Regions from separate parts of the Homo sapiens genome. Here region 1 is linked to region 2. The links are chromatin loops, found by intact Hi-C in ENCODE. Cell type or tissue: Panc1. All regions are shown on one strand. Links, peaks and the distances in the headings refer to the core of each region. The heading gives the core; the rest is flanking DNA.

Region 1 (16,928 bases), core at 5,204-13,203, 340 kb after region 2:
GAAGAGGAGTTCTGGTTTTTTTTTTTTTTTTTAATTTTTTTTTTTAATTATACTTTAAGTTTTAGGGTACATGTGCACATTGTGCAGGTTAGTTACATATGTATACATGTGCCATGCTGGTGCGCTGCACCCACTAACGTGTCATCTAGCATTAGGTATATCTCCCAATGCTATCCCTCCCCCCTCCCCCGACCCCACCACAGTCCCCCAGAGTGTGATATTCCCCTTCCTGTGTCCATGTGATCTCATTGTTCAATTCCCACCTATGAGTGAGAATATGCGGTGTTTGGTTTTTTGTTCTTGCGATAGTTTACTGAGAATGATGGTTTCCAATTTCATCCATGTCCCTACAAAGGACATGAACTCATCATTTTTTATGGCTGCATAGTATTCCATGGTGTATATGTGCCACATTTTCTTAATCCAGTCTATCATTGTTGGACATTTGGGCTTTTTGTTTTTGTTTTGAGACAGAGTCTCACTCTGTCGCCAGGTGTCAGTGCAGTGGCACAATCTCAGCTCACTGCAACCTTCACCTCCTAGGTTCAAGCAATTCTCCTGCCTAAGCCTCCCGAGCAGCTGGGATTATAGACGCCAGTCACCATGCCCACCTAATTTTTGTATTTTTAGTAGAGATGGGGTTTCACCATGTTGGCCAGGCTGGTCTCCAACTCCTGGCCTCAAGCAATCCACCTGCCTCAGCCTCACAAAGTGTACTAGGATTACAGACATGAGCCACTGTCCCCAGCCTAGTATAACACTTCTAAAAAAAAAAAAAGTCTGTATTTCAGCTGGGCGCGGTGGCTCACGCCTGTAATCCCAACACTTTGGGAGGCTGCGGCAGGCAGATCACGAGGTCAGGAGTTCGAGACCGGCCTGGCCAGCATGGTGAAACCCCGTCTCTACTAGAAATACAACAAATTATCCGGGCATGGTGGTGCACGCCTGTAATCCCAGCTACTCAGGGGGCTGAGGAAGAATTCCTTGAACCTGGGAGGCGGAGGTTGCAGTGAGCTGAGATCGTCCCACTGCACTCTAGCCTAGGCGACAGAGAGAGACTCTGTCTCAAGAAAGAGAAAAAAAATCTGTATTTCATATGTCCTACACATACTTATAGCTTTCAAGAACATAAAAAACATTAAAAAAAATTTGTACCATTATCATTTCCAGACCCTTCACAGCACATATTTTATCGGGGTTTTATAGTAATTCATCCTTTCCACTAGTGCACTTAGCAACCAAGACAGCTCATACCCCCACATACAGACAAACTTGCTATTAAAAGGGTCAAAGTCTTAGTTTCCTCAAGTGTACTATGAATACCCAGGGAAAGACTCCAATACCAAGCATGAGATAAATAATGCCCATATGAGAATTTTCAACTTTTAAAGAAAAGTAAGTCAAACTGTCTCACGGTAGGAAACTAGGGTTCCCGCAACCCGTTCTCTCTCTCTTCAATTTCATAATTTGCTAGGAGAGCTCACAGGGAATCACTTTTAATTCCACAGTCTAAATGTAATCTAATTGCCAAGTCTGGAAGAACACTAAAAAAAAAAAAAAATCTCTTATGAGTAACTTCCCATATAATGATGAATACTACTTCCATAAATTATTCCAATGTTATTTTCTATTTACATGCTAAAGCTAAGTAGATCTTTCAAAGAGATAATCAATTTAGATTCATGTGTTTAGATCAGAGGTAGAAACTGCAGTCCAAAGATGTAATAGTAAATCAAGAAAGTTCAATAATTTGTCCACAAAAATCAAAGGAGATCATAGTCTTGAGACAATTTTTCAATAATTTAAAAATTTAATAACTCCCTAAGTTCCTCTTAGGTAAAATGTATACATGCTTTACTAAGAAAAATTGCAAGAATTTAAAATAATATTTATAAAGTACTTTGCTGTTTATAAGCTACTACACCCAAAATCTTAATCTCTTCAAGAAACGTCCAAGGTAGATGATACACACACAACAGGGTTATGAAGGATCAGAAATTGGAAAACCCATCCAATGTTCCTCATCTAGTAGACTGTGGGGCTGGGCCTTAAACCTAGGTCCCCCAATTCCAAATCCCAAGCTCTTTCCAACAGATTGTGCCCATTTTTTTTTTTTTAGACAGAGTTTTGCTCTCGTCGCCCAGGCTGGAGTGCAATGGCACGATCTAGGCTCACTGCAACCTCCGCCTCCCAGGTTCAAGCGATTCTCCTGCCTCAGCCTCCCGAGTAACTGGGACTACAGGTGCCCGCCACCCACACCGGGTTAATTTTTGTATCTTTAGTAGAGACAGGGTTTCATCACGTTGGCCAGGCTGATCTCAAACTCCTGATCTCAGGTGACCCACCAACCTCAGGCTCCCAAAGTGCTGGGATTACAGGCGTGAGCCACCGTGCCCAGCCCAGATTGTGCCATTTTAAAACATTCTCCAAAGCAGCAAGATTTCATTTTTTAACAAGACAGTATTACAGGTCTAAATTCAATTTAATATTCTCAAAATATTTCTGAGAACCTATTTTACAAAGTAAAGTACTAGGGGCTATAAAACTTACATACCCACAAATATATACATCTACTATGTACCCACAAAAATTGAAAATAAAAAAATTAAAAATAAAAAGCTTCACTTTGGGAGGTTGAGGCAGGCGGATCACTTGACTTCAAGAGTTTGAGATCAGCCTGGCCAACATGGTGAAACCCTGTCTCTACAAAAAATACAAAAGTTAGTCAGGTGATGGTGGCACATACCTATAATCCCAGCTACTGGGGAGGCTGAGGCAGGAGAATTGCTTGAACCAGGAGGCAGAGGTTGCAGTGAGCCTAGATTGCACCATTGCCCTCCAGCCTGGGCAACTCAAAAAAATAAATAAGTAAATAACAACAAAAAGCTGACATAGCCAAATAAGACAATCCTTGTTCAAAACATGTTGTATTATATGCTTAAAATGGTAAATACAAGGTACCTATACTGTGATAGTACAAACATTCACTAAATTGTTTAAAACATTTGTAAATGCCTCAGATAGCATGTCTTTGTCTACTGTTTGAGGATATTAAAATTGTTTCTTGATGTGATGATACTGTGGTATAATATGAAATATATTTGGCCAGGTGCGGTGGCTCACTCCTGTAATCCTAGCACTTTGGGAGGCTGAGGGGGGCGGATCATGAGGGCAGGAGATCGAGACCATCCTGGCTAACAGGGTGAAACCCTGTCTCTACTAAAAATACAAAAAAAAAAAAAAAAAAAAATTAGCCAGGCATGGTGCCCGGTGCCTATAGTCCCAGCTACTCAGGAGGCTGAGACAGGAGAATGGCGTGCACCCGGGAGGCAGAGCTTGCAGTGAATCGAGATCACACCACTGCACTCCAGTCTGGGCGACAGAGTGAGACTCTGTCTCAAAAAAATATATATATATTTGGTCTTTGTTTCAGGTTCCTGCCACAGAGCTTCTGAAATACTTGGAATTTCCTGAGTGATAGGAGCTGTCTTTTGTTATTCATTAGAAGCCCCTTTGGATCCCACCTAAGTTTATGCTATTGAAGTGACTTAGTGTGGGATCCCTAGGCCTCAGGATGGGACTGCTGCTCACTAAAAAAACTGACAGGTTAGATAATTGGAACTTTCATCCCCACCCACCAATCTCTGGGGAAGCTGGAAATTAAGATCTATAGAAATTTTTTTTTTTTTTTTTTGAGACAGGCTCTTGCTTTTTTACTCAGGCTGTGATGCAGTGGCATGATCATAGCTCACTGCAGCCTCAACCTCTGGGCTCAAGTGACCCTCTCATCTCAGCCTCCCAAGTAGTTGGGACTACAGGTGTGCACCGCCATGCCCAGCTAATTTTTATAAGATTTTTTGAATGGGATCTCACTGTGTTAGCCCAGGTTTGTCTCAAACTCCTGGGCTCAAGTGATCCTCCTACCTTGGTCCCCCAAATTGCTGGGATTATAGGTGTGAGCCACTGCACCCAGCCTAGACACTCCTGAACCACTAGATGTGATTAGCTTCAGGGTAGTTGAACACAGGGGGATGCTGGGGAGTTGGTGCACCCAGAGAGGGCACAGAAGCTCTGCACCTCTCCCACCGCATACCTTGCCCAATGCATTACTTCATCTGGCTGTTCATCTGTATCATTTATAATATTCTTTATAATAAACTGTTAAACATAAGTAAAGTGTTTCCCTGTGAGCCGACCTAGCTAATTATCAAAGCAAAAAGAGTGGTCATGGGAACCCTGATTTATAGCCAGTAGATTAGAAGCACTGGTCACAACCTGTGAATTGAGATTAGTGTCTGAGTGAAGGCAGTCTTGTGGTAGTCTCCAGGCAGACGGTGTCAGAATTAAGGTGAGTTACCGGATACCCAGTTGGAGAACTGGTTGATGTGTGGGGGAAAACTCCTACATATCTGGTGTCAGAAATAAAGTACTGGTTCACACCTGTAATCCTAGCACTTTGGGAGGCCGAGGCAGGCGGATCACCTGAGCTCACAAGTTCGAAACCAGCCTGGCCAACATGGCGAAACCCCGTCTCCACTAAAAATACAAAAAATTTAGCCAGGCGTGGTGGTGGTCACCTGTAATCCCAGCTACTCAGGAGGCTGAGGCAAGAGAATCACTTGAACCCAAGGGGCGGAGGTCACAGTGAGCTGAGATCGCGCCATTGCACTCCAGCCTGGGTGACAGAGCAGGCCTCCGTCTCAAATAAAACAAATAATGAAGGGTTTTTTCAAAAAATAGTACATGTAGATGGCTTTCTATTCACCACAAAAAAGTTTTCTTCCAAAGACTGAAAATATTTTTTGTCAGGTACACTGCCAAATACTGGATATTGCTGCTGTACAACATTTTATTTTTTATTTCAGTTATTTTGTTTTATACTTTATATTTTATTTTATCTTATTTTATTTTAAGATGGAGTTTTGCCCTTGTCGCCCATTTTATTTTATTTTATTTTATTTATTTTGAGATGGAGTTTTGCTCTTGACGCCCAGGCTGGAGTGCAATGGTGCAATCTCAGCTCACCACAACCTCTGCCTCCCAGGTACAAGCGATTCTCCTGCCTCAGCCTCCCTAGTAGCTGGGATTACAGGTGCCCACCATCACACCCGGATAGTTTTTCTATTTTCAGTCAAGACGTGGTTTCACCATGTTGGCCAGGCTGGTCTCGAACTCCTGACCTTAGGTGATTCACCCACCTCAGCCTCCCAAAATGCTGGGATTACAGGCATGAGCCACTACAACTGGCCCATTGTTGGTTTTAAAATGATAAATTGGGCTGGGTGCGGTGGCTCACACCTGTAATCCCAGCACTTTAGGAGGCAGGCAGATCACAAGATCAAGAGATCAAGACCATCCTGGCCAACATGGTGAAACCCCATCTCTACTAAAAATACAAAAATTAGCTGGGCGTGGTGGCATACACCTGTCGTCCCAGCTACTTGGGGGGCTGAGGCAGGAAAATTGCTTGAATCGGGGAGGTAGAAGTTGCAGTGAGCTAAGATCGCACCCCTGCACTCCAGCCCAGCAATAAAGCGAGACTCCATCTCAAAAAAAAAAAAAAAAAAACCCAAAAAACAAAAAGCAGGGCACGGTGGTTCACGTTTGTAATCCCAGCACTTTGGGAGTCCAAGGTAGGCAGATCACAAGGTCAGGAGTTCAAAACCAGCCTGGCCAACACAGTGAAACCCCATCTCTACTAAAAATACAAAAAATTAGCCGGGCATGGTGGCATGTGCCTGTAGTCCCAGCTATTCGGGAGGCAGAGGCAGGAGAATCGCTTCAACTGGGGAGGTGGAGGCTGCAGTGAGCCGAGATCATGCCATTGCACTCCAGCCTGGGCAACAGGGCGAGACTCCATCTCAAAAAAAAAAAAAAAACCAACAGTGACAAGTAGCATAACAACATTCTTTTTTTTCTTTGTTCTCTGAGATGGAATTTCACTCTTGTCCCCCAGGCTGGAGTGCAATGGGGGGATATCAGCTCACTGCAACCTCCGCCTCCCGACTTCAACCGAAGCTACTGCCTCAGCCGCACGACTAGCTGGGATTACAGGCCCCTGTACCATGCCCAACTAATTATTGTATTTTTAGTTGAGATGGGGTTTCACCATGTTGGCCAGGCTGGTCTCAAACTTCTGACCTCAGGTGATCTGCCTGCCTTGGCCTCCCTAAGTGCTGGGATTACAGGCGTGAGCCACGGCGCCCAGCCAACATTCTTTTCTCTTTTTTAATATACTTACATGAGGTATACATAGTACTTAAACCAATAAAACGACAAATATCTGAACTTCTTACCCAGTGTTTTGCAACTTCTTTCCACAGCTGTTCTTCGAGTTTGTTCAAACATTGCTTCCAAGTCAAATGTGCGAGCTTTTTTACCTAAAAGATGAACAAATGGGAGACTGTGATTGTCTTGCAGTAAGCTGGCCAAACTTTAGGCGATCAATACTGATCAATAAACACTTACTTTGTCTAGTTTATAGCATGGCTCCAATATAACCATAAAATATCAGAGAAGGAGTTTGAGTCACAGAAAACTTCTGATGACAATCCCTTCACTAAGTACTATTAACCAGGCAACTTTCCCATCCTCCTCTAGATCCCTACCCTATGAAACAACAACACTAATGTGGGAGGCAGAATGGAGAATGTCCCAAAAGTTACCCTTTGCAAATGTAATTAAGGTTATGGACTTTTAAATAGGGAAACTATCCTAGCTGGCCCTTAAAGGCAAAGATGCACAACAGCTATGGCGGAAGAAGTCAGAGAGATCCAACGTTTGAGAAGAATTTGAGGCGTTATAGTTGGCTTGAAGACGAAAGGGGCAACATGAGAAGTAATGCAGGTACTTTAAGGAGCTAAGAGGGAAACAGAAATCTCAGCCCTATAACAAGGAACTGTTGAGCATGGAAACATTCTCCTCCTCCCCCAGTAACTTTATCAAAACTCTTAAAATTTTCCCCTATTTGGCACAAACATATGGACACCTTTCTCACTCCTGAGTAAAGGAATGATGTACTAAAATGAAGGATTTATACCGGGTGGGGTGGCTCATGCCTGTAATCACTTTGAGAGGCTCAGGTGGGCGGATTGCTTGAGCTCAGGAGATCGATCAGCCTGGGCAACATGGTGAAACCTCGTCTCTACCAAAAGTATAAAAAATTAGCCAGGTGTGGTGGCACATATCTGTGGTCCCAGCTACTCAGGAGACTAAGGTGGGAGGATGGCTTAAGCCTGGGAGGAGGAGGCTGCAGTGAGCCAAGATCGCACTAGTACACTCCAGCCTGGGTGACAGAGCGAGCCTCCATCTCAAAAAATAAAAAAATAGAAAAGGCTGGGCGCGGTGACTCACGCCTGTAATCCCAGCACTTTCGGAGGCCGAGACAGGCGGATCACGAGGTCAGGAGATCGAGATCATCCTGGCTAACACGGTGAAACCCCATCTCTACTAAAAATACAAAAAAAATTAGCCAGGCGAGGTGGCGGGCGCCTGTAGTCCCAGCTACTCGGGAGGCTGAGGCGGGAAAATCGCGTGAATCCAGGAGGCAGAGCTCGCAGTGAGCCGAGATCTTGCCACTGCACTCCAGCCTGGGCGACTGAGCGAGACTCCGTCTCCCAAAAAAAAAAAATGAATAGAAAAACTACAGAACTAGTATGTGTGAACAGAACCCAAGGCCAATATGTGTAAGTCTACTGTTTAATTACTATCATAGAATTAATACACGCTGGTCAAAAGAGAACAAGAAGACCTTGAGAAAAGGTTCAAGGAAGTTAGAATCCCAATGTTTGGATGAACAGCATTTATAATTTTAAAATGCAAAATAAAAAGAAATCATTTTTCATGTATCAGTCTACTAAAGTTTTGTTTTCATTTTTAAAATAATTTTCTTTTTAAATAATAATACCTACTCTGTGTTGGTACGGATATGGTAAAAATGGCATTCTTAAATTCTGTTAACTTTGGTATAACCTGAAACAAGTTTTTTGATGGGTATTACGGCAGTAAGCATCAAGAAGCTTTAAAAGGCACATACCCAATTTTTCAGCTTTTTAAGTATTTATACTTCTGAATAAACTAGGCTCTCTTTTAGAAATCTACCCTACAGAATTACATATTTTTAAAAATCCTCGTACAAATGCTGTTATTTACAAAAATGTTCATTTTAGCATTATTGGTGACTTAAAATTAGAAAAATCCTTTCTCTTCCTTTCTCTCCAGGACTCTCATAACTGTCACCTGAGTTGGTTCCAACGGATACGCAGAATAGAAGACAAATGGGAGAAGAATATTGACAAACTGCAAGGTATGCACCCGAGCTACAGTAATTCCGAGTTGACAGCTCGATCTCCCCTCCCACTCTGCGGCTCTTCAAACCTCTGCAAAAGGAAGAGGGTCTCTGCCTGGGGCAGTCACTCACCGAACCCCGTGAAGCCCATGGTGACCGCAAGCTGCGGGTCCGGTCCCGATGCGTCTGAGCCTGTCACTGGAGCAAGAAAAGAGAGGCGGCCTAGTTAGTGCGGCGCCCCAGCTCCCCCGACACGGCCCACCCCGCCAGGACTCGCTTCATGAAACCCACCTTCGCTGGGCCCAGAGCGCTCCATGGCTGGCCGCACGCCGCAGAACCAGCCACAGAGACAGCCCAAACTGCAGGGGAACTTGCCAATAACTCGCGGCAAATGCTGGAGGAAGTACCGCCTCCAAGCTACAGCGGCGCCGCCGAAGCCAAGAGCGGCGCCTTCCGCAGAGGGACTGCGGCTTTCTGCGCGGCGCCCCCTACCGGACAGGCGGGAAAGCGCCGCGCAACTCAGACCACTGAAGGGGAGTAGTATCTGGAGTTTCTGTAACATCCTTTCCCTTTTTTTTTTTTTTAAGCCAGAGCCTCTGTCGCCCAGGCTGCAGTACAGTGGCGTAATCTCAGCTCACTGCAACCTCTGCCTCCCGGGATCAAGCGATTCTCCTTCCTCAGCCTCCCGAGTAGCTGGGATTACAGGTGCCCGCCGGCTAATTTTTGTTTTTGTTTGTTTTTGTTTTTGTTTTGAAACGGAGTCTCTGTCGCCCAGGCTGGAGTGCAACGGTGTGATCTCGGCTCACTGCAACCTCCGCCTCCCGGGTTCAAGCGATTCTTCTGTCTCGGCCTCCCAAGTAGCTGGGATTACAGGCGTCCACCACCACGCGCAGCTAATTTTTTGTATTTTTAGTAGACACGAGGTTTTGCCATGTTGGCCAGGCTGGTTTCGAACTCCTGGCCTCAAGTGATCCGCCTGCCTCGGCCTCCCAAAGTGCTGGGATTACAGGCGACACCCTTTGCTTTTTTTTTTTTTTTTTTTTTTTTTTTTGAGGCGGAGTATCACTCTGTTGCCCAGGCTGGAGTGCAATGGCGTGATCTCGGCTCACTGCAACCTCTGCCTCCCAGTTTCAAGAGTTTCTTCTGCCTCAGCCTCCCAAGTAGCTGGCACTGCAGACACGCACCACCACACCCAGGTAATTTTTTGTATTTTTAGTAGAAACAGGGTTTAACCATATTGACCAGGCTGGTCTCAAACTCCTGACCTCCTGATTCACTCATCTCGGCCTCCCAAAGTGCTGGGATCACAAGCGTGAGCCATCGCAAATACAAATATTCATTAAACGTATAGGCTGTCTACTTACTCGATGACCTTTCTACCTAGACTAAAGCCAAAAAACTCTGACACCCTAAAAGATTCATAAATTATTTACTACATAAGGTTTAGATGCATCATTACCAATATTGCACATAGAAATTTAATGTTGTTAGTTGAGCAAACAGATGCCATGACTATTTCTTCTCTTTATAAATCTTGGTGGCTTATGGCAGCAGAAGCCTACTCCACTATTTAGGCTCCTATGACAGCTACTTTTCCCCTATTGAGCAAGTTTCACCTTAAGTTACTACCAAAAAAATTATACAATTAATATATTTTGTACCTCCTGAAAATAACTGTTTATATTATCATCTCAAGTAAAATAAAATATTTTCACAGAGAGATGGAGAGATGTGTAGAAAATTTATCAAATATTAACCTCTTCCTAAACATGGGGTTGAATTCCTCCAGTAACATTGTAACGTTGTTAGAATTATGTGAAAGGGGGCTTTGTCTCAACTATCCTGCTAGTCATTCATTCAACAGCACTCTATTTATGTTGTATGTTTCCCTAAATGTTTCCATTTTTGCCTCCAAACACTGCTAATTTGGTTTGGTTGCTATTTATTTTATACTGTCTTATAAATCCCCTGGAAAGTGTATTGCCCCATGCCTGCACACACTGCAGTACAAGAGTGTACTGAAGTACATAATGGAAGAGTTGGTTTTTTCTGCCACTCCATCACTTGAGTTTAAATAATAAGGAAACACAGAAATCTAAAACATTTTGAACAGTTAAGAATTATTAAAAGAAAGTAGAATGACAAACAGGAAAATTATCTATCCATATCTATATATGTATATCTTTCTAGAAATGTCCAAAAGGACAAAAGAGGAAAAAATGAAGGGAAAATCATGAACCCTTGAATATGAGTCCTTCTGAGCAAAACTCTGTTCTTAGCATTTCTCCACTATTATCAAGTTTCTAGTATCCTCCAAGAAAATACCATATTATCATCCTGGAACTTTGGTAGTATATACCTGTCCTTTCTATCCCTATCTACAGAGACCTGTCTGATTTAGATTCTAAACTGACCTTCCTCATTTTTTTTTTTTTTGAGACAATATTGCTCTGTTGCCTATGGTGGAGTTTAGTGGTGTAATCTAGCCTCACTGCAACCTTTGCCTCCAGGATTCAAGTAATTCTCATGCCTCAGCCACCTGAGTAGGTGGAATTAGAAGTGTTCCTCATTTTTAAAACTCTAGAACACAGAAATTTTATTTGTCTCCCAAAGTCCAAAAATTTAAGAATAAAAGAAAAATTAAGAGTCAGCTTTGATATCCTGACATACAGTCTTCTTTGAGATATTAATACCTTTTATAATAAAAATGAATGGGTATTTTTGTGACTTTTTAGTAAGAAAATAGTGAACCAAACCTGCTTGCACACATTTATATTTACATAATTCTCAAAGACAAATATTTAATTATAGAAACGGTATATATACATATGTACACACATACATACATTAGTGACTCATATTCAAGGACTCATATTCTAGGGTTCATAGTTTTCCCATATATATATATATACACACACACACACATATATATATACATACACACACACGTATATACACATATAAAATACTAAAAAATGTTTAAAAGTTAACTTGTAAATCTTACATTCAGATATTCTGATTTACCGTGTCTATATCAAGACTCAATGTGGTTTTGTAAAAGTAAACACTCCAAGTAGTTTTGATGCAAGTCATCTAAATCACTCATTAAAAAAATTGTGGCTCATAAGTGTTCATTAACAAATAAATGGATAAAGAAAATATGGTATATATACACAAAGGAATACTACAGAGCCATAAAAAGAATCAAATCATGTTATTTGCAGAAACATGAATGAAACAATAGGTCCTTATGTTAAGTGAAACAAGCCAAGCATAGAAAGACAAATATTGCATATTCTCACTCATTTGTGGGAGCTAAAAAGTCTGATCTCAGGAAGGTAGAGAGTAGAATGATGGTTAACAGAGGCTGGGAAGGAGGCAGGATGAAGATAGATATTGGCTAATGGGTGCACATATAGAGTTATATAGAAGCGATAAGTTCTAGTGTTCAATAGCACACAAGAGTGATTATACTTAGCAATAATTTATTGCCTATTTCAAAATATTTAGAAGAAAAGACTTAAAATGTCCCCAACACATACACACGAAATAAATGTTGGAGGTAGTGGATATACTAATTAACACGATTTGGCCATTATGCATTGTATGCATGCGTCGAAACATCACATGAACCCCTTAAATATGTACAATCAATATGTATCAATTCACAAAGACGGAAAGATGGAAATGTTTTCGTTTATAAAAACAAGGATGGAAAAAAACATCCTTACCTAAATACTGTCCACAATGTCACCGGTGCTTTGCATCATTCAGGTGAGCGATGTTAGTGTCCCTTCTACTTATCCCCGGGGTTTAATTTGCACCAAGATTGTTGTCTGCACAAAGATTCAATAATATACAGAAAATCTTATGGTGACCCAGAGAAGATGTGAAATGATTATAGTTTTATGCCTTAGATGACGTTGCATTTCTAGCCATGGCAACACATCCCCAGAAACTTTTCTGTAATTAAAATGGAAATACTATATGATTTATCATTTCATTATAAAAGTAGTTACTCTATATGTGGAAGGTTTTGGTGGTGTAATTTCCCCAGATATGTATATCAATATGTGCGAGCAAATGCTTGTAAGTAAAAACAGATAAGATAATTTTATATTCTATATGATGTTAAGAGTGTTAAGCCAGAGCAAAATTTCATTTTGAATATGGTAACCCTGGATTTGTTGTTTCAGTCTGGATTTTATATTTTAGATAGGGTTAATTAATCAGAAAATAGCTCACTCTTACTGCCTCTTCTGAAATTTTAACAAATAGTTTTGTTATCTGTTAAATATCAGCACCTTTAAAGTCTTTGGAGAGACTCTTTTCAGTTTCAGTAAAGCATTAGTGTTTGTACACTAATGTATGTTTGTCAGGTTTACTTATTTATTTATTGACCTCAGTGCAGGAAAATTTCACCCCAGGGGGTCTTACATTATTTTTCTACTCCAAAATACATAGGCTACACAGAACAACATCATTAGCAACATTGTTTCAGCAAGGAAATAATCCTTATTGGCAAAGGGAAACCAAGGAAAGAAAACTATTGTTTTCTTCAGCTACATGCTGTCTGCAAAGCACCCCATGGATTCAATTTCTCATCAGTTCAGAATGGAATACTAACGTGCTGCCTAGAGATACAGAAGTGGGATGAACGCAGGGCCTTACTCAGCATTCAGAACAAAACTGTGAGTAAACTTTCAGGCATGACATGCTTAGAGTCAGTCATAGAGGAAAAATAGAAGCCTCAAGTTCTATTCAGAGACATCAACTTACCAAAGTTTAGGCTAGTATATTCCTCATTTGCACGGGTGCTTTCCAAAGACCCGGATGCGACGTTAGCAAAGTCTTCTCATGACCATTCGTGTGCAATAAATTCATAAAGGTAAAATATGTGTATTTATTCTCCATATATTTTTTAATTGTATAAGCTTCAGGCTCGGAGGTGGCTTGGAAAAGATGTCCCTGACTGCATCTCCCTTCACTGCATCTTTGTTCAGCAAAATCTTAATTAAGAGCAAATCATCCTTCACTGATATCGGTGAATACGGTAACATGAAAAAAATAATAAGATGATGGTAGAGAGAACATGGAAGGGGAGGTGAATAATGAACTGGAATGTCCAGTTGGAAAAACCATCTAGAAAGTATTGAGAAGGTATAATGATTGATACTATCATAGTAAAGTAAGAAGACATAGAGAAGTAGTGTTGACACATCCCATGTTTTGCTAGTCTCAGAATTAAAACTTAAAGAAATAATAGTCAATAATTTTTAATGATTAAATAAAAATGATGAAAAGACAATGGATTAAAATAAAACAAACAAAACTGCCTCTACATTATCGATGTTAATGTTAAGGAAGTTAAAGACAAAAAAATAAGCTTCCAGACAGAAAAAAACTTAACTACAAAGAAGTCAAGTGGAGATGAACATAAAGTATGAAAAAAATCTTTCTATACAACATGCAATTAGACGTATCTAATAACTTAATATATAATATAGTATAATACATCTTGTTAATAAGAATAATTTAGAATGCATTAAGTTTACCTATAATTTATAGGTTGATTAGCCATAGTAAACATGATAATACATAAATGTAGTTCTGTAATTTCAGTATGTAATGACTCCCTACAATAACTTTTGGAAGAAGTATACATATGGGGGGAATCAATAAGACATACTCCATCAATCAGCTATTGTTGAGTAAAAACCACATCAAAACTCAGCAGATTAAAACAATAATTATTTATTATTTCTCATGATTGAGCCAAATCTGGCTGATCTATGCTTATATATCTGAGAACTCAGTTAACAATAGGTTAGTGGAAGTCAGTCTGTACTGAGACTACTGGTATCTGCTCTGTTGTAATTAACCTTGTGGGGCGAACATCGCTCATGACATTGACAGGGCTCCAAAAGCAACAACAGAAACAAGAAAGCTGTTTGAAGCCTAAGCTCATGGATGACACATTCTCAATTCTGCCGCATTTATTGGTAAAATGTTATCCCAGAATCAAAAGGTGGGGACACAGACTATAGTTGTCTGGAGAAGGTGCAAAGTCATAATGCAGAGACTGGATACAAAGAGAGATAAAAGCTTGCTGCCATTTTTGTAATCAATCAACAACAAATGATAAACTGGAGTGACTAAAGACATTAGTAAATTTAGATTGCCTGGACCAACAGAAAGCACCTGCTATGGCCTGAATTGTGTTTCTCCAAAATTCATACATTAAAGCCTTAATATTCATGTGATGATATTTGGAGACAGAGTCTTTAGAAAGTAATGGAGTTAGATGAGGTCATGAGGATGGGGCTGTTATGATGAGATTAAGGCCCTCATAAGATGAGGAAGAGACAGCAGAGTTTTCTCTTTCTGAGCAAATACATCGAGAAAAAGCCACGTGAAGACATAGTGACAGTCAACAATTCACAACCCAAAGAGAAACCACTCAACAGGCCCTGGTCCTGTTGCCACCTTAATTTTGAACTTCCAGTCTCCAGAACTGTGAGAAAAGCGATTTCAGTTGCTTATGCCACCAGTTCATGGTATTTCGTTATGGCAACCTAAGCAGACTAAGAGAGCATCTCTTTGGAATGGCTTTGAAATATTTAAACAGCTCTCACTTTCTTCCATACTTTCAATTATTCGTGCTAAGCCAAGAATCTTCAGGTGTTTACAGGCCTTTTGGGATATTGATTTTAGAATGCTGACACTCCAAAAGAGTTATATCCATGCCTTTGGTAAACTCAACAATGCACTACTAAATAGTTAATGGCAGATATACATTTTGGGATATTTTAGGTTTCTAAACTCAAGTGTGCTCAAAAATCAGGGGAAAAAAAATGGCTCTTAAAAAAAAAAAGAAGTCCAAAAGTAAGTTAAGATTTACATTTAGCTGGTCATTTTCCTCCATATTTCCCTCAAGCTAGATTCTATTTGTCTTGTGCTTCTGCTATCTACTTATGGTGGGAAATTTATGCTCAGCTGAACAAAATTTGATTTCTTGTGACTCCTGGTTGAGAGCCAGACAGGTCCTTTCACAGATGCTCTCAACAATCTGCTCCTTCATTAAATGAGCTTAAGGATGCTCATCTCTGAACCAATGACAAGGTTACAAGGAGGAGAGGAGGATGCCTGAACACCACCAGGGTCTGTGAAGGAACGTGGACTAGGAAATTGATTTTTGGCAGGCAACCAACTATGCCCTTGGGATGAGATTTGTGCCCAGATTGCCAAAGGATTGTGCAATGACTACAAGGTCGTAACAGTGAAGATGGTCATGGAAACAATGAATCTGAGTGTCAGAGCACTGAAGAGATGGCAAAGACCTATGGATGCATGAAAACATTCCTATGCTGAACACCCCAGAAATATTTACCAATGTTACCCATAATTATAGACATAATTATGGGTAGACTTCTTAGAAAAAAATAGAGTTGCATGTAATTTCATGTTAGATGTCTTTCTCAGAATACACCATGAGCACATGAAGAATAAGAAGCAGAGACCAAAGGAAAGTAAGCAAGCTGTGCAACTTACAGGGAACAATTTGAATTGGCCCACATCTTGGAATTTTTCTGACCACATTTTATAAATCTCTGAAAAGCTCAGAGGTCCTATATGGTATATTAATTATAACAGATATACAACTATTATATATGTGTGTAAATATATATATCTGTGTATATATGTGTATATATAGATGTATATGTGTATATATGTATGTGCATATACATGTGTATATATGTGTGTGTATATATATGTGTGTGTATATGTGTGTGTATGTTTATATATATGTGTGAATACACGTATATGGATCTTTGTGGAGAAAATTAACATATATATGAATCTTTGTGGAGAAAATGCACGAGGAATTAATCAGGAATAGAGGAAAAGTTATGCCACCTTCCAAAAGAAAAACAAATTCTACTAAAGGCTTGCAGAATCTTCAGTGGAGATTCTGAAGATTCCGAAGATTCCTCCACTGAAGATTTTGCAAGTGTTTAGTAGAATCTGGAGCCATGAGGAGAGGGAACGAATGGGCAGTCAGAAATTACCACATCGTACATAGTTTTGAGAAAATAGGAAAAAAATTGAGTACGTTATTTTCTATTTTGCTTCATCATACAATATATTAGACCAAATATTCAGTAGAGCATTGGGAAAGACAGATGGCATGGTGTAGAAGTCTCATGCACAGACAAGGAAGCCATAAAATGTCAATGTTCATTTTTGAGAGGGATGTGGATTAGAGATGAGGGTCATACAGGAATTCTCAGTACCTACATTTACTTTTTTTTAGTGCTCAATCCTTACTCTTCAAATGGGGGGTTTGAATGGAAACTGCTTATATGGGAGTAGCAAGGTTTGATTCGAGTCATTCTTAAGCGGTTTTTGCTATACTCCTAAGAAACTCCAGTTAGGGAGGCAGGAGTCTCATCTAACTTGAGAGGTCTCCATTTATCATTAATTAGAGAGGAACAAGAAAGCACTATGATCCGACATACAGAGAAAAATGTGCTAATAATGAAAGCAGCCTATGAAATGCAGAAAATTAAAAAAAAATGGAATAGCAGAGGTACATGCCTGAAGGTGACCATGACCAATGACAGTGAATTGAGTTATCATT
Region 2 (16,275 bases), core at 7,517-15,516:
CGGGCTCGCCAGGCAGAGCCTTGTAGACCAGGCAAAGATGTTGAATTATTAACAGATCGTGATATAGAGAGCCCATGTGAGTGTAGATCTAGATCACTTTTACTCTTTTATTTATTTTTATTTATTTATTTATTTTGATATGGAGTTTTGCTCTTGTTGCCCAGGCTGGAGTGCAATGGAGGGATCTCGGCTCACTGCAACCTCTGTCTCCCAGGTTCAAGCGATTCTCCTGCCTCAGCCTCCCAAGTAGTTGGGATTACAGGTGCCTGCCAACATGCCTGGCTAATTTTTTGTATTTTTAGTAGAGAAGGGGTTTCACCATGTTTGTCAGGCTGGTCTTGAACTCCTGACCTCAGGTGATCCACCTGCCTTGGCCTCCCAAAGTGCTGGGATTACAGGCATGAGCCACCACACCTGGCCTCGCCTTACCCTTGTAGACCCAAGTGACTCTGGTTGTCTTAAGAGAACAGTAACTAGGAAATAATGAAAGCAATAGCTCAGTTAAGAGACCATAGAAGTAAACCGGGAAACAGATAGAAATGTGGAACGTGATGGTACAGCAACAGAGATGGTGAGAGATTGTGAGATTCTAAATAAATTGTAAAGGAACAGCCAAAACATATTTGTATAAATATTATCATCATCTGGTAAATTACACCAAGCATTTGAGACTTCAGAGCCTAATAAAACACATGGATTTTCTTTCAGTGTTGTAATTTGCTTTCATCTCTAAATATGGATCCACTAGAGGCAATCCCCTATGCTAACCTAGTGTTCTATTAGAAAGAACATTGTAGCCTGCACCCTACATCTATTGAATCTTTAAAAAATAACTCAGGAGGACATTTTTGTAATGAAACTTAAAAACTGTCCACCTATCTATTGTATATATTGTATCGTGTATTGTGTTTATATGCACACATGTACATAGATGCATTACTCAATTAAACATGATAGTATGACTTAATAAAAATGTGAGAAAATATCTCATTGAATAAAGCCCATAAAAATTCAAAATCAATTGAAACACTACAACAATTTTTTAAGTACAGAATGCTTTTGGGTAAAGACTGTAAAATAGTACTATACTCAAGCATATATTCAATAAGTTCTCAGAAAACTTCATCTTGCAATTATCATTAGGAATCCTTAAAGAATTAGGTGTATCTCAATAACTGTGTATGTAAACATCAACAGTAGTGTTGCAGATCCAGAATGATCTTAAATTATTTGTTAAGGTTTTCCCTTCAATATTGCAATACAAGAATTCTGATATAAAATCAGATTCATACAGAAATTACATTTTAAGTATACTAAATGCATTTAGAAAGTCCCAAATATATATTCTACATTTGAATATGTAGTCCTTTTTTAAACACCAGTTATTTTAATTTTTTAGCTAACAGATTTTGAGCTGCAATAGAGGAATGAGGCATGACATGCTTTGTTTTCAGAGTTTTTCTTTTTTTAACGCACTTAAGAATACATTAAAATACTAATGATCTGAAGTACATATTGTTATTACTGTTTTATCTTCAAAATCTTTTATTTGCTTTTCTTTCACTATTTTCTCCTCTGTCTATTTCCTGTATAGAGGGAGGGCTTGAGAAAACAAAAATGATGGTCAGGTTTAGATTAACTGAGAAGACTGAAGAAAGGCATTTTTATTTATTTTATTAACCTTAACTTTGATTCACTTTATGAGCCCTGTGACAGAATGCCATTTCACTGTGACAGAATGCCATTTCACTGTGACACTTCGAATTCAGAGGAACATTATGAAGCTTTATAAATTGCTCCAAGGCATAAGATATTGGTAAAACAAAACAAAACAAAACAAAATAAAAACTGCTTTTATTCCACCCTCACATCCTACCACTCTGAGAAAACTGTAAAAAAAAAAAAAAGCTTGTCCTATATGGTGTTGGGTGTTATAGCAATAAAACACTAATAAAATCAGAATAAAGTTTTTTAAAAATTCAAATTGTCTAGAAATTAAGAGGTGAGCTACATTTACAATGACAGAATAAGAGTTTTAAAATTCAATGGCTTCATTCTTAGTGAAAACCTAAATGAAATTTGTGTTTAGTCACTAGTGTTTTTTTTGCTACTGAATAAATGGGAATAAAATATATACTTCTTATATGTAAACATGGATAGTGAGTTACACGAATTAAAAGTTTTCAAGGACTCAAAATCTAAATATGGTTATAGAAGCACTTGAATTTTCTCCAAAGTGATTGCAAAATTTAAATAATTAAAATAATTAAGTGAATACTTGTTATCCAAAATAATAATTTAATATCCTGTATAATTTTTCAAACAGTTCTCTACCATTTCTACAAAACTTTCTCTTAGAAACTGTTTAAAATGAAGAGTGGTGAAGTTATTTCCTATTTAGTTTTTTTAAAAGTAAACCTTTTTTGGAATTAGAGACAGTGCTTACCATTTTGATGTTACTTGGCAATATTAGTTTATTTCAAATTAACATAACTGTGTGATCACATTAAATCCAAAGCAGAATTTTTCTTTTTCCTTAAAAACGTATGAGATAAATGATATTACTCTTCACAAAGAGCCTTTTAACAAATCGGCTAAGGTGCCAGTTGGTCCCACTGAGCATATATATATTTTATACTTACCCGTAAATCAGTAAAACTCTTTTTCTTTTTTCACGCTTGACAAATGAGTTCACATGATTTGGTAGCATAGCACCATCATGTGGTTAATTTTTGAATAACTCTTAAGAACAAAATGATAATAAAATTTGGAATATTTTACATAGCCAATCATACATGCCTCAGTTTAAGTTTAAAATAATGCTATTTTTAGCCACGCTAATGTACCTAATTAAAGAAAAAACACATGAATGCTGTTGTTTCTATATTATGTTTCTGTTTTTCTAAATATTTGTCTTCACCTTCTTTTGTAATACCTTACCTAGTTTCCCTAAAGTCTCATCAACTGTAACTTAGCCCTAAATCAACGTAACCACTGCAGATTTTTCTAGTCTTGTAGACAATTCTAACTGCACATGCCATAGACTTTTCAAATTCACTGTCTAAAGCTGAGTTCTTTCTTTGCTCCCAACAAAAGTCTGCCTACTCATGTTTTCTCCTTTCCAGTTTCTTAAAGCAAAAATCTGTGATTTTTCTAACACCGCTTCCATTCCTATTGACATCCCCTTGCCAAATAGGGCACAAAGGCTGGTTGCTGATTTTTCCAGAACTCAGGTTAAAATTTTCCTTTCTCCACCTATGAATTTGCCATACAGCCCTCTTCCTGACTCCTTTTTGCCACTGCAAAGGCTATTTTCCCAGCCTCACACGTTATTTTCCTCCAACTAATCTTTTTATTCATGGGGGAATGAAAGAAATCTATTTAGACGTTTAGATAGAAACATGTTCATCTTACTTAAATCAGTTTCTGGTCCTACTGATAGAAAGATAAAGATCAAAGAGTGCATTTTCTATTACTAACTTCTGCACACACACACATTTACAGGCATGTTCATATGCACAAGCTACATTCCAAGTACAGCAAAATCATTGCGATGTCTACCAATGGTATTGTGGTTCTCCTCCTTCTGCATAGAACTCCCTGTCCCATATAAGTATCTTCATGAATTCTTACATGTTCTTTAACATTTTTTTCTCCCTTGCTTCTCAACAAAGGCCTCCTAGAGTCCCTCAGGCAAAGTTGATCACTCCTTTATTTTGTCCCCAAATGTCAACATTTCTGTCAAAGCATCTATGATACTTACAAGGTTCTCATATTGAAAATACAACTCATTCCTCCTACTATATTTTAAGCCCCTGGAGGCACTTTTCCATATCTGTGTTTATTTCCCCATCAGTAAAGGAAATGCCTGAAATATATAAGATGTTTAAAATTGTTGTCGACTAAAAGGACAAATATCTTCTGTTGGTTTACTGTTTTCACTTCTGCTGCATTATTTTTCTTTTTACTCACATAGCATGTAAAGTTTGGAACGTTTTGCAAATAATTTAGAAAAATATGTTTTACTGATTCTACAAATAGGAAAGCTGAAGCTCAAAGAAGGAAGATAATTTTTCAAAGTCACACAGCTTGCTGTAAATCATAGTATATGTTTAGAAAGAGTATACTTCCAATTGTTGTGTACAACAATGCATGTTAGAAAAGATAATTGGCCTCCCCAATAGTCATGATTTATACTGTATGTGGACATGACACATATATTTTATTTCAGCATTTATAGTATGTGACGAAACCCTCTGTAATTTTTTAGGGGAAATATCACTAAAAACCTATGTCTAGAAGCACTAGAGTTTCTTGCAATTCTTTTTTGTTTTGTTTTGTTTGCTTGTTTTTTGTTTATCTTGGTTACTAAATTTATTCCAAAAATTACCGCTAAAATACAGGCATTACTATAATGACCATGATTCTTAAGATAATTTGTTAAAACTACGAAAATTTTGCAGAGTTGCAAAACACTAAAGTATAGTAATAACTTGTCCACAGAAAAATTAAGTGCATTTCTAATAAATAGTTTTGTTACAAATATTTTTAAGGTAAGTTATATAAAATGGATGTTTCTTCATTTAAATATTTTTGTTTACAAACACTTTTTGCCTAGTAATTATATGTTTCTTATAAGCTTATATATTATTAATTTTCTAACAAATGGTGTTGAAATTTTGTCCAAACTAAAATCTACGTTTTAAAACTTAACTACATTTCATTGTTTTTCCCTTTGTTACAGGGACATTCTCACCTGATATAGTGGCAACTTTTGTTCATCAAATACAGCTTTTTTATATAAAATATTGAGTTGCAACCTTTTGTCAATGATGATGAGATATGCATAAACTCTCCCACGTCTCTTCCCAGACAAGAATTGACTACTATATTGATCATAAAACTGAGTTTTAGGAAACCTGCTTTTTCATTAAAATGATGCTTGTTCTGAACATCTTATCTTTATTGTTCAGCCTAGTGTAATAAACCTATTTATAAGAGCTTGCTCCTAGTGTCTGTGCATCCTGGTTCAGCCTGGTATAAATCTGTTTTCTAACTGCTTGTCTTAGAAAGAATCTAGTCTGTTTCAGATAAGCCTACATCCTCGGATCATTTGCGTTCATTGACGGTATTCCTTCCCATTGCCTATTAAGACCTACTAGATAATTGAGAGTGTAGAGCCTTATCACTCAAGGATATATTTTCCTAAAAGTGATGGCTTTACTGTGTTGGTAAAAATAATATAGGCTTACTATAAAAATTGAAGTAATACAGAAGAGTAAAAAGTAAAAAGGGACAAAACCACGGCTACAGTGAGTCATAATATGGCATAACTGGTTCCTTTGCTCAGGGCCTTTTGGGAGGAAATCAAGGCGTGATTGGGGCTATGATCCAATCTAAGCCTTGGAGTCTTTTGTAACCTTACTGGTTCCTAGCAGAGCCAGTTCCTCGTGGCTGTTTGTTTTGTATTGTTGTTGTGTGTTTGTTTTGTTTTTGTGGTAGTTACTACTTCCTTGTGGCTCCTATGACAATGTTGTTAGCTCTCGCCAAATATCAGGTTTCAGTTCCCACAGGCACCCCTTGAGCACTTGCCACTTGCCACATAATCTCCTATAATGACAAATTTACTTCTTATAAGGCAGGACGAAAAGCATCTGCATCACTCCTTTCTTTTAAGGGGTCTCCTGGTTAGATCACACCTCTCAAGTAAAATCTCCTTAATTAACTCAATGTCAAGTGATTAGGGACCCTAATTATATATGCACAACTTATTTTTCCATTAAACTTAATAAGTTTATGTGAGTGAGATGTCATTTAATTTACAGGCCTCTCACACAATGAATGGCAGAGTCATTGCACACAGAGTATAGGTCATTGGGGGCAGGAATATTGGGAGCATCTTAGAATTCTGCCTGCTGAAGCTATCATTTTTTCAAATTCCTCAAAATATCTATAACCATAGCTATCCATTTCCACTCAACATTATCTGGAAGCATGAGGAGCCCTGGAAGAGCCCAGGTAGCTATTCTCTTATAATTTATGCCAAAAAATTGCTTATTTCCCTTTGAAATGAGAAAATCTTTTGGCACTTAACATTTCATTTAGTTTTTTGTGACCTGGACTTCAGCAATGTAAGAACAGAGAAAGTAGTGCTGTAATAGCCCAATGGGCTCTTCCTGCCCATTGCACAGACAAAACCAATTCTCTGAGACCATGGTACTGCAGTAAAGAGCTTATCTGACACCAGGCTAGCCATGTGGAAGACAGAGTTGTTACTCAGGTCAGTCTCCCTGAAGGCCCAGAGGTTAAGGTTTTCCAAGGATAGTTTGGTGGGCAAGGGACTAGCAAATGGGTGCTGCTGATTCGTTGGGGATGTCATCATAAGGGTGTAAAATACAGTCCCCCCCATGCTGAGTCCATCTCTGGGCAGGGAGCCATAGGACTGGTTGAGACATATGCCACAAATCTGGGTGGGGTTAGAGTGAAAAACATCTCAAAAGACCAATCTTAGATTCTGCAATGGTGATGTTATCTGTAGGAGCAATTAGGGAAGTTACAAATCTTGTGACCTCTGTTCACATGATTTGTGAGCAGTAAGAGACTATAGAAACTACCTATGTTTTAGCAGAATTCAGGCCACTATCATAATCCTAATCTTGTGGACTTTCTTTAGTTTTGCAAACATGGTTTTGGCCCAGGACCAAGGAGGGCATCAGTTATAGGGAGGGACTACTATCATCCTTGGTTCAAAGTTAAAGTATAAACTAAATTCCATAGTTAGCTTGGGCTATGCTGGGGAATGAGCCAAGACTGCCAGCCTGTGAGGCTAGAAGCAAGATGGAGTCCGCCATGCTAGACTTCCCTCACTGTCATAATCTTTGCAAAGGTGTTTTCAGTGTGGGAGATATAGGCTCTTGGGCCACAAAAGGTTTGCTGAAAAATTACTGACATGAGGGAGATTGATTAATAGGAGAAAAGGCAAACAAATTATTTAACGTGTATATACAGGTGCCTTCAGAATGAAGACCCAATTTCCCAATAAGTTACAGAATCTAATCACCATCTCAAGGTTACAGAAAGAATGGTGGCCCAGAGCATGGACAAAACCAGGTTGTCTTGGTAAATCACGTTTAGTGGCAAGAAAGGTTATGAGAGGGAGAAAGGAAGTGGCTTGGCTACCAAAGCCACTTGTTATGTAAATGAAACCTCCCTCAGAGAAAATAGATGATAGTTATTTATTTTCAGACTTTTAAAATTGTCAGGCTCTCATTGGCTCCTAGGTCTGGGAAAGGCATAGAAAAGACCTGCCCACGTTAATGGGAATTCCTTACAGATGCAATTTTTCTCCCACAAAAGATAGCTTTGCAAGGCCACTTATATTTTCTGGCCCTGTGGCAGACATTTCAAAATACATCAGAGAAATATCTTGGGGGGTAAAATATTTTTTATTTCCTTCAGTGGCAAAAAACAAAGAAGCAAAATTCCCCCCTTCCCCAATTCCTCCCTTGAGTCTCTGTAGAACAATTGAGTATATCATATTTCATTTCTCTATAGTTGTGGTTCTTACTGCACAACTCAATTAGATGAATTGTTTCCTGAACATTCTGGTGCCACTAGTCTTCCCTTATAGAAACAACCTAAAGAGAAAGAAGCTGCTCAACTAAATTCTCTTTAGTCAATCATTTCTTCCCCTTTGAGAGGTTCATAACCATTAAATGGGCTCCAAGCCATGCCACAAAGTTCTCTATTTATTGTGCAAGAGATAAATTAGTTCAACCTCACAATAATGTATGTCTATCATAGAATATGATTTATTTTCTAGCACTGAAACTAATCCTATTTATTCTATATTTATTTCAAATGCTGGGATTTTTATTGATTGTGAAACTAAAGTTCATTCCCCCCAAAAATGGAGGGTAGTCAGTCAGATGTGTAGGTAAATTCAATTAAAGACAGATCACTGCTGGTTCTCTTTGCCCTTTCTGAGCTATATACCATTTTGTCAAGTGGGATTGCCTAAAAGTCAGGGTCACGAAGAAGTAAGTCCACCTAGGAGACTATGGTGGCATTTCTCTTACAATTTTCTTTAGTTCTTTGATCACTACAGGCTATAAGTTTTCAGTTGCAAAAAATCTGTATGTACAGGATTCTTTTATCTTACTCTGTCTCCCTAACAACCAGATATTTGCCTGCTGTTATAGGTCAGGGGTCCTTAAAAGGCATGGAATACATCTCATCTCTTTTAAAGGTTTCAAAATTCTCCTTTCATGTCTGGCTTGAAAAGGAGTTACCTGTAGAGAGTCAAGATTATCTAGATAACAGTAGTGTGTAATCAAGTAGGGAAAAAAAATTAAGATCTTATCTAGAAAGAATTTGCCAAATCATATAGATAATTAGAAGTACTTCAACATATGAGAAAGTAGAGAGGGAAATGGGGAATGATTGGTACAAACGTTTACATTCTAAGATAGAAGTTAATTTTTGCCTAAGAAAGGGAGTAAGTATGAGCCAGGTCAGCTCAATTTGCTTTCTAGGCAAAAGGAACCCTAAGGTGATAAAAATCAAAGTAGTCTTATACTACAAGTTAAGGATACCTAACATAGACCACTTATATTGTTTAACATTTATAGAGCATTTAGAGTTTGGAAAAACAGAAAACATATTTTTATATGTTCCTTAATTTGAATTAGCTAGTGCACGCTTCTATCTTACACATCATTCTCTCTCCGATATCTTCTAACATATTGAATATCTCTTAAACACATGTAATTATAGAGAACTTGGTACTTCTTCAAACTCACTCATTAAGCAAGATGGCAATATTCTGTAATTTGTTGAATGAATTGAGAGGCAAGTCTTGTCTTTTCATCTTTCCATCCTTACAGGATGCATGTCAAGCCTTGCCACCACGTAAAACATCTATGTGTGTGTGTGTGTGTGTGTGTGTGTGTGTGTGTGTGTGTGTGTGTGTGTTTTAATTCACTATAGAATGATTTTATTTATTAGAGGTTTTCTCTTTTTTCTAATCTAAATTTACTCTCGTTAATAACTCAAATTACTATTAATTCACCACTCAGAGGCATAAAGAATAATCCTAAGTAATGTCAACATAATGGCCCTTCAAGTATTTGAAAATGTGTGTCTTTCCTTGCCTTGGCAGTAATTGTAGTGGTTTCTCATTTTTGGCTTTGGTAATATTTTATCATTCTAGTCTTGCAATAAGTTGTCTTTTCTTGAGTCTGATTTCTTCAACAAAACACAGTATTCAAGCTTTAGGCTGATCAAAGGAACATCACTGGGTGATCCTCTCTCTTTTTTTCAGATACTACACTTCTATTCATGTCATCAAAGGCCACATTATCAACCATCGCATATTATGCATACTATTCTTTGCTTATATAGGTATTAAGAGAAATCAAAATTTCTAACAGGAGAAATATGAAAATGAAAGGAAATCAATATTATAAGTTAACAGGTATGAGGTTAGCAAATTAAAATATAGAAAAGTAAAAAGAAAACATTGATTACAAAGCAGATAAACACATAAATAAAAATATGATAAAAGGAATACCTATAGGGAATTAATAAATATAGTTCCTGCTGCATAAAAAAGTATGGTGAAAGAGACTGATGTCATATTCAAGTGAAATTGCTGTTTTGTTATAATAAATTCCATGAAATTGTGAGTTTTCGAAGATTTAAAAGTGTTTTTTTGTTTTTGTTTTTGTTCCTCAGAGGAAATGCATAAAATGGCAATCATATCTTAGAAGGAGAAAAATATCCATCCTTCCTTTATTTTCCCCAGGTGTACTACAGTAAAGGAACAGGTACTGACACAGCAATTAGCAACTTACTGGGGTCAGACTTGAAGGAATTCCTTTAGAAAACATAAATTTTTAAAGGTCCCAGAAAATCACCATGTTAATGTTAAATTCGTGTTGTCTCAGATTTTCTTAGATGATCAGAGGCCAGAGCCATTGACCTTAAAATTATCACTTAAACAAAGCACCACAGCAGCACCATATTTCAGGAATAGTGTATTTTCAGTTATTGTGGACATAAAATTAATATTTAGAGTGAGGGTGCAAGTAAGCAGCGATAAGCTAAAACTGAGCATCCGTGACTCCATAGAAAATGACTTTCTATATTATGTTTCACAGCCTTCTCTAATTTAGTCATATATATTAATATATAAAGCCACAATTCTTGGTAATGTGTATTGATGATGTGTTACCGCGCCCATAATTTATATATACAGTTCTGAGAACACACACACACAAAAATTCTTTTTAAATTAGTACTATGTATGCTTTTAAATACTGATACAGACATTTACTAGTAAAAAAAATAAAAAAAGATCTAGACATCCAAAAGTATTTAATATAAGATGCCATAAAATAAGACAACAAAATATGGAGTTTTCATGGGACCACTTTTTCAATACCAAATTTACAGCTAGAATCTAGAGTATCTTCAATGATCCTATTTCATTTTTATTCATTTTTTTGTTTATCATTGCTTTGTTCCACTAGATGTCAGTATTGGATAAGAGCAGAGAAATGCTTCCCTGAACATCTGTTCTGTTGCTGTTTTAACTTTGCTCATATAAAATGATTAAGCCCTACCTAGCATGTATGTCTGCACGTAAATGATGAGTTTTTCAAACATAGGCAACTGATGATCTTTACAAGTTACCCAGAAACTTCTACATGGACGTGATTCTTTTCTTAAAATGTTTACCTTGCTTCTGTAATCCCAGTCCTTTGGGAGGCCGAGGTGGGTGGATCACCTGAGGTCAGGAATCCGAGACCAGCCTGGCCAACATGTTGAAACCCCGTCTCTACTTAAAATACAAAAATTAGCCAGGCATGGTGGCGGGCGCCTGTAGTCCCAGATCCTCCGGAAGCTGAGGCAGGAGAACCGCTTGAACCCCAGAGGTGGAGGTTGCAGTGAGCCGAGATCACACCACTGAGCTCCAGCCTGGGAGAGAGGGAGAGACTCTGTCTCAAAAAAAAAAAAAAAAGAAAAAAAAATGGTTTGCCTTGTGCTGCCCTTACCCACTAGTTATTAAGAAAAATGAAAATTTTAAACCAGTATAATTGATAATAACTTGCAAATTGCTCTGAAGTAATGTTCACCATTTCTGCCACATTCTATATAAATTTACTCCTTATTCTTAATTTGTCCTCACTACAGCCTTTAGATTTTGAAACAAAGAAGGCATACACTTTCAAAGTTGAGGCTTCCAACCTTCACCTTGACCACCGGTTTCACTCGGCGGGCCCTTTCAAAGACACAGCTACGGTGAAGATCAGCGTGCTGGACGTAGATGAGCCACCGGTTTTCAGCAAGCCGCTCTACACCATGGAGGTTTATGAAGACACTCCGGTAGGGACCATCATTGGCGCTGTCACTGCTCAAGACCTGGATGTAGGCAGCAGTGCTGTTAGGTGAGAAAAAGAAACATTTTTTTTCTATGTTTCAGGAAAACAAAACAAAACAAGAACAAAAACCAGAGAACCAATTCTCTGTCCAAAACTGCATGATGATTTAATTATAGAATATGATGCTTGAAAACATAATGACTTTACATAAGAATAGAGGAAATGTTATAGGATTGGGGGGAAAACATATTATCAACTATTGCAGCAGTGTTTACTAGTGGTGTTATAACCAATAGAGGTCTGATTCTCATGTCACTCAAGGTAACAAATCTCAACTCTTCATGTATAAACGGGATTTAATAACATAACCTTTTAGAGAATGATTCTCATAATTAGTAATATTAAGATACTTTGAAAGTGCCTAGAGTATAATAGACATTAATACATTTTATAATTACTCTAAAATTTCTGACCCCTTACCCAAAGTTAGTGTTTGAAAAAGTTATTGCAATTTGCATGTCATTTTTTCCAGTGTAACAAACTTGTCTACTGTTGTTGAGGTGAAATGAGTAGAGACACAGTTAGAGTCAGTCCTAGAGTAAAATGAATTTATGGAATTGCTCAAAGCAAATGCTTTGCAAGAAGCTGCTTCCTGCTCATCTCTCTCCCACTGTCACTCTCTCTCAACACATAAAGTCCACTAGTACTATCAAGACATAATACAATTTCCCTTTTCCTCATTTATGCATTGACCCAGCAGTATGTTTTGAGACTTTATTTCCCATTCGTTCTATTGTATGCTTGAATTTTCTGCCGCGTGCCTACAGCTGTTGAGAAACCAATTAAAAGACAAGTATGAGATTTGTTCCTGAATCTTCTGTCCCGAAAGAAGCTTACTATGCAAGAACCAAAATAAGAAAATATTAAGTAGGTTTTTAAAGCAAAAACACTTTATTCTATTGACATACAACAGACAGATATCTTGTAAGATTTTACACTATGTGACAAGTAAAGATTAAAACAATGGATCAAGTGTTCAGTAGTATCCTTAACACAGTAATTGCATATAGTGACATCTCAGGAAATGGCTTGACAGCATACGTAACTTGCTCTTTGGATTTATCTGAATCCATCACCTATAATTACATGAATACTACCTCAGTCAGTTCTAGCTGCTACCATCCATTAACACATACTGGATGTATTAGTTCGTTTTCACACTACTATAAAGAACCACCCTGAGACTGGGTAATCTATAAAGTAAAGAGGTTTAATCGATTCACAGTTCCACATGCCTGGGGAGGCCTCAGGAAACTTACAATCATGGCGGAAGGAGAAGCAGGCGCATCTTACATGGCAGCAGGCAAGACACAACGTGTGAAGGAGGAACAGTCAAACAACTTATGAAACAATCAGATTTTGTAAGAACTCACTCACTATCATGAGCAAAGCATGGGGGAACCACCCCCACTCCCATGAGCCAATCACCTCCCACAAGGACCCTCCTTCAACATGTAGGGATTACAATTCTAAATGAGATTTTGATTGGAACCCAGAGCCAAACCATATCACTGGATGACTTAAGTAACAAACACAGTTCTGGAGGCTAGACAGTCCAAGATCAAGCGACCAGCAGATCCAGCGTCTGGTGAAGACCGGCTTTCTTTTCAGCAGGTGGTCATCTTCTCCTTGTTTCCAGACACTGGAGAAAGAGAAAGAGAGCTCTCTCTAGAGTCCCTTTTGTAATGGTAAAAATAACTTCATGAGGGCTCCATCCGGATCAACTAATTACCTCCCAAATGCCCCATCTTTTAATACTATCACATTGAGGTTTAGGATTGCAAGATGTGAATTTTGGGGGGATACATATCATCTCATAAGATTCCAATTCTGCCCACCCCAAATTTATGTCTTTCTTACATGCAAAATGCAGACATCCTAAGGGCCCCCAAAGTCTCAACTTCTTCTAATATTAATTAAAATCCAAAGTGTCATCTAAATATCATCTAAGCCAAACAAATGTGAGACAAAAGGTACAATTCATCCCGAGGCCAAATTCCTCTCCAGCTGTGAATCTCCAGCTGTGAAACCAAATAAATTATGTGTTTCCAAAATACAATGGTGAAGATATTCCTATTCCAAGATGTAGAAAGAGGAAAGAAGAGAGGGGTGAGAGGTCCAATGTAAGTCCAAAACCTAACAGGGGAAACTCCATTAAACCTTAGTCTCAAACATAATCCTTCTCTAGCTCTATTCTTCACCTCTCAGGCCCACTAGAATGGATGTCCCACTTTTGGACTCACTAGGGTGGCAATATAACCTCCACCACTCGGAGGGACACCACCCATGCTGTGGTTCTCTGCAGTGTCCTCACTCATGTGCAGTGGTCACACTCTCAGGGCTCCACTGAGCGACCCTACCCCAGTGTGTCTTCTAGGCATTGATCCCAATGTTTAAAATCATTATGGAAGCAGCCATTCCACAAGCCTGGTGACATCAAATCACTGTTGGGGTGATTTGGAATTCTTCCCTCGATTTGGAGAATTATGAATGCTCATAGCTGAAGAGCTATGTGATGCTATTTAACAGAGCTGAAGAAGTTTGATGATCTTCTTTCATTTTACCACATTTCTGTTTTCTTTAGTACCAGCTGGCAGTGTTTCTGCTATTATAATCTCATCTGTTTTCCTGGCTTTTTTTGAAATAGCAGATGAAGTTCTGGTTCACACCTATACAAATCTTCTTATTAAGTAATCAATCTATCAACCCTTAATGTTCTCTTCTAAACACACTTTCTCATTATTTTGGAACACGGACGGGGCTGAGATATTTCCAAGTCCTTAAGCTTTGGTTTCTTTTTACTTAAAAAATTCATCTTTATTTCATTTCTTTTATTTCACATTTTACTGCAAGCAGTTGTGAGGAACCAAGCTACTCCTTTAACACTTTGCTTAAAAATCTCCTCAGCTAAATATCTAATAATTTCATCACTCAAAAGTCCTTCTTTCCACAAAATACTAGACCATGAACACCATCCACCTAACTTCTTTGCCACTTACTGACCTTTCCTCTAGTTTCTAATAACATGTCTTTATTTCTCTCTGTTAACATATCAGAATGGCTTTTACTGTCCATATATCTACCAACATTCTGTTTATGACTGTTGAGTTGTTATTTGGGAGGACAGAATCTTTCTCTACAGTTCTCTTTTCTTTCTGAACCTTTAACAGAATATCCTTGAACATTCATAATTTTAGCACTTCAAAACTCTTCCAGCCTGTACCCCTTACTCAGTTTCAGAGCCACTTCTACATTTTTAGGTATTTTTTATAGCTGCACCCCCACCGTTTGGTACCAATGTCTGTCTTAGTCACTTAAGGCTGCTATAACAAATTACCGTTGATGGAGTGGCTTCAGCAAAAAACATATATGTCTCTTGTTTCTGAAAGCTGGAAAGGTTATGTTCAATGTGCCAAGAGATCCATTGTCTAATAAAGGCCTGGTTTCTATTCAGCAGAAAGTCATGTCTTTGTATCCACACAGCAGAAAGAGAAAGAGAGCTGTCTGGGTCTTGGTTAGAAGGGCACTAATCCTATTTATGAGGACTCCACCCTCATGACCTCCTTACCCCCACAAAGCCTATCCATATATCATACATTGGACATTAGGATTTCAACATATGAATTTTGGGGAAACATAAACATCCAGTCCATAACAAATGCTTTTATTCTTGAAGAGAATCAGTAATCAGGAGAGAACTCTAAAAAAGCTCATCTGTCTTTTAAAAAGAAATAAGTATAACAATTACTGAGCACCCGTACATTTCAGGCTGAATGCTAACCAATTTACTCACTGAATTCAAACTATTATTTTACATTTCCATATTACAACATGATTCACTTCCAGTTAAGTTCCAGAAAACCATATATGGTTTATAGGGCTATATGCAGACACACACACACACACACACACACACACACACATCCACATATACATTCAAATATTTGTTAGGTATTCTCCAAAATCTGCTGCCTTGGTAATTATTATGTATTAACCTAACATTATTTATCAGTCTTTTATTTCTGAAGCCCTAGGATGTTCTGTTGATAATTAGAAAAGTAGAAGATGCCTGGTGAATAGATTTACAGGTCTTTTTTAAATGTGAACAGTTATTGAAAAAAAATTGAAGGTTGCAACAAAAATAATTAAAAGGTAAATGAAGATTAATTAAAACTCTCTGCAGGTCAATAAATAAGAATTTACATAGAGAAACTATGTATCTAGAGTAGAGAACATGCTATGTTGTTTAATTTACTGTTTGTTGTATTTTGAAGACATAAAAGAATGATGAGGCCAAAATATTAAGAAAAACATGATTTTAAGGCAATACTTAAGAACTAGAAAAATCAAAAATTTCCTAAGTAAAAAACATTATTAGGTAAAGATACACGTTCCAAATTCAAGAAAATTGTTACAGTCAAGACCCTGGTGTGAGGAACAGAGAAAGGTTAACATGAAAGAAATTCTCCTGCTGTAAGTGTGTTTTTTATTTTGTACATTTTATGTCACAGTAGCTAGTATCTGACAAGTGCTACTTTATATGAAATAAAGTAGTATACCAAGTCTTAGTTCTAATGAGTCGCAGTCGGCCCACTTGACACAGATGGATCTAATTGATCTCCACAAGGGGTTGTCAAAAGACAGAGCTGTTTTTGAATCAACATGAAACCTGTCTTTGTTCCATGTCCTTGGAGTGAACAACAAACTGGAATAGTGTCAGCTAAGGAAACATGGGGTATGAGGCATCATCTTTCCTTGTTCTGAAAATGTGTTTACCCGCTTAAGAATGAGAGTGAAAACACCTTGTGAAAACTAAGAATTAAAGTGTAAA

Evidence for each region. Hi-C counts contacts between places; a loop is a spot of excess contacts. Peaks named below come from ENCODE experiments on the same cell type or tissue, not always from the same donor. Only the 100,000 strongest peaks of a DNase experiment are listed, where the experiment ranks them.
Region 1: a loop joins it to region 2, with 6 times the contacts of the local background. A loop is called at or near these places in 16 of 110 quality-filtered maps.

Annotation. Positions count from the first base shown.
Region 1 is chr5:21,451,235-21,468,162 of GRCh38, reverse strand. It overlaps the pseudogene GUSBP1. Among named protein-coding and RNA genes, the nearest start is that of SNORA105A, 420 kb to the left of the region's middle. In Panc1, for the core only: CTCF peaks have their summits at 8,573 and 8,779 (motif pointing left); a DNase peak (open chromatin) is centred at 8,802; H3K4me3 peaks cover 792 bases.
Region 2 is chr5:21,797,342-21,813,616 of GRCh38, reverse strand. CDH12 (cadherin 12) reads left to right here. Exons shown (of 15, transcript NM_004061.5): 10 at 11,197-11,450. Among named protein-coding and RNA genes, the nearest start is that of SNORA105A, 79 kb to the left of the region's middle. RefSeq lists a silencer at 337-531. In Panc1, for the core only: CTCF peaks have their summits at 10,362 and 10,571 (motif pointing right); a DNase peak (open chromatin) is centred at 10,566; H3K27ac peaks cover 207 bases.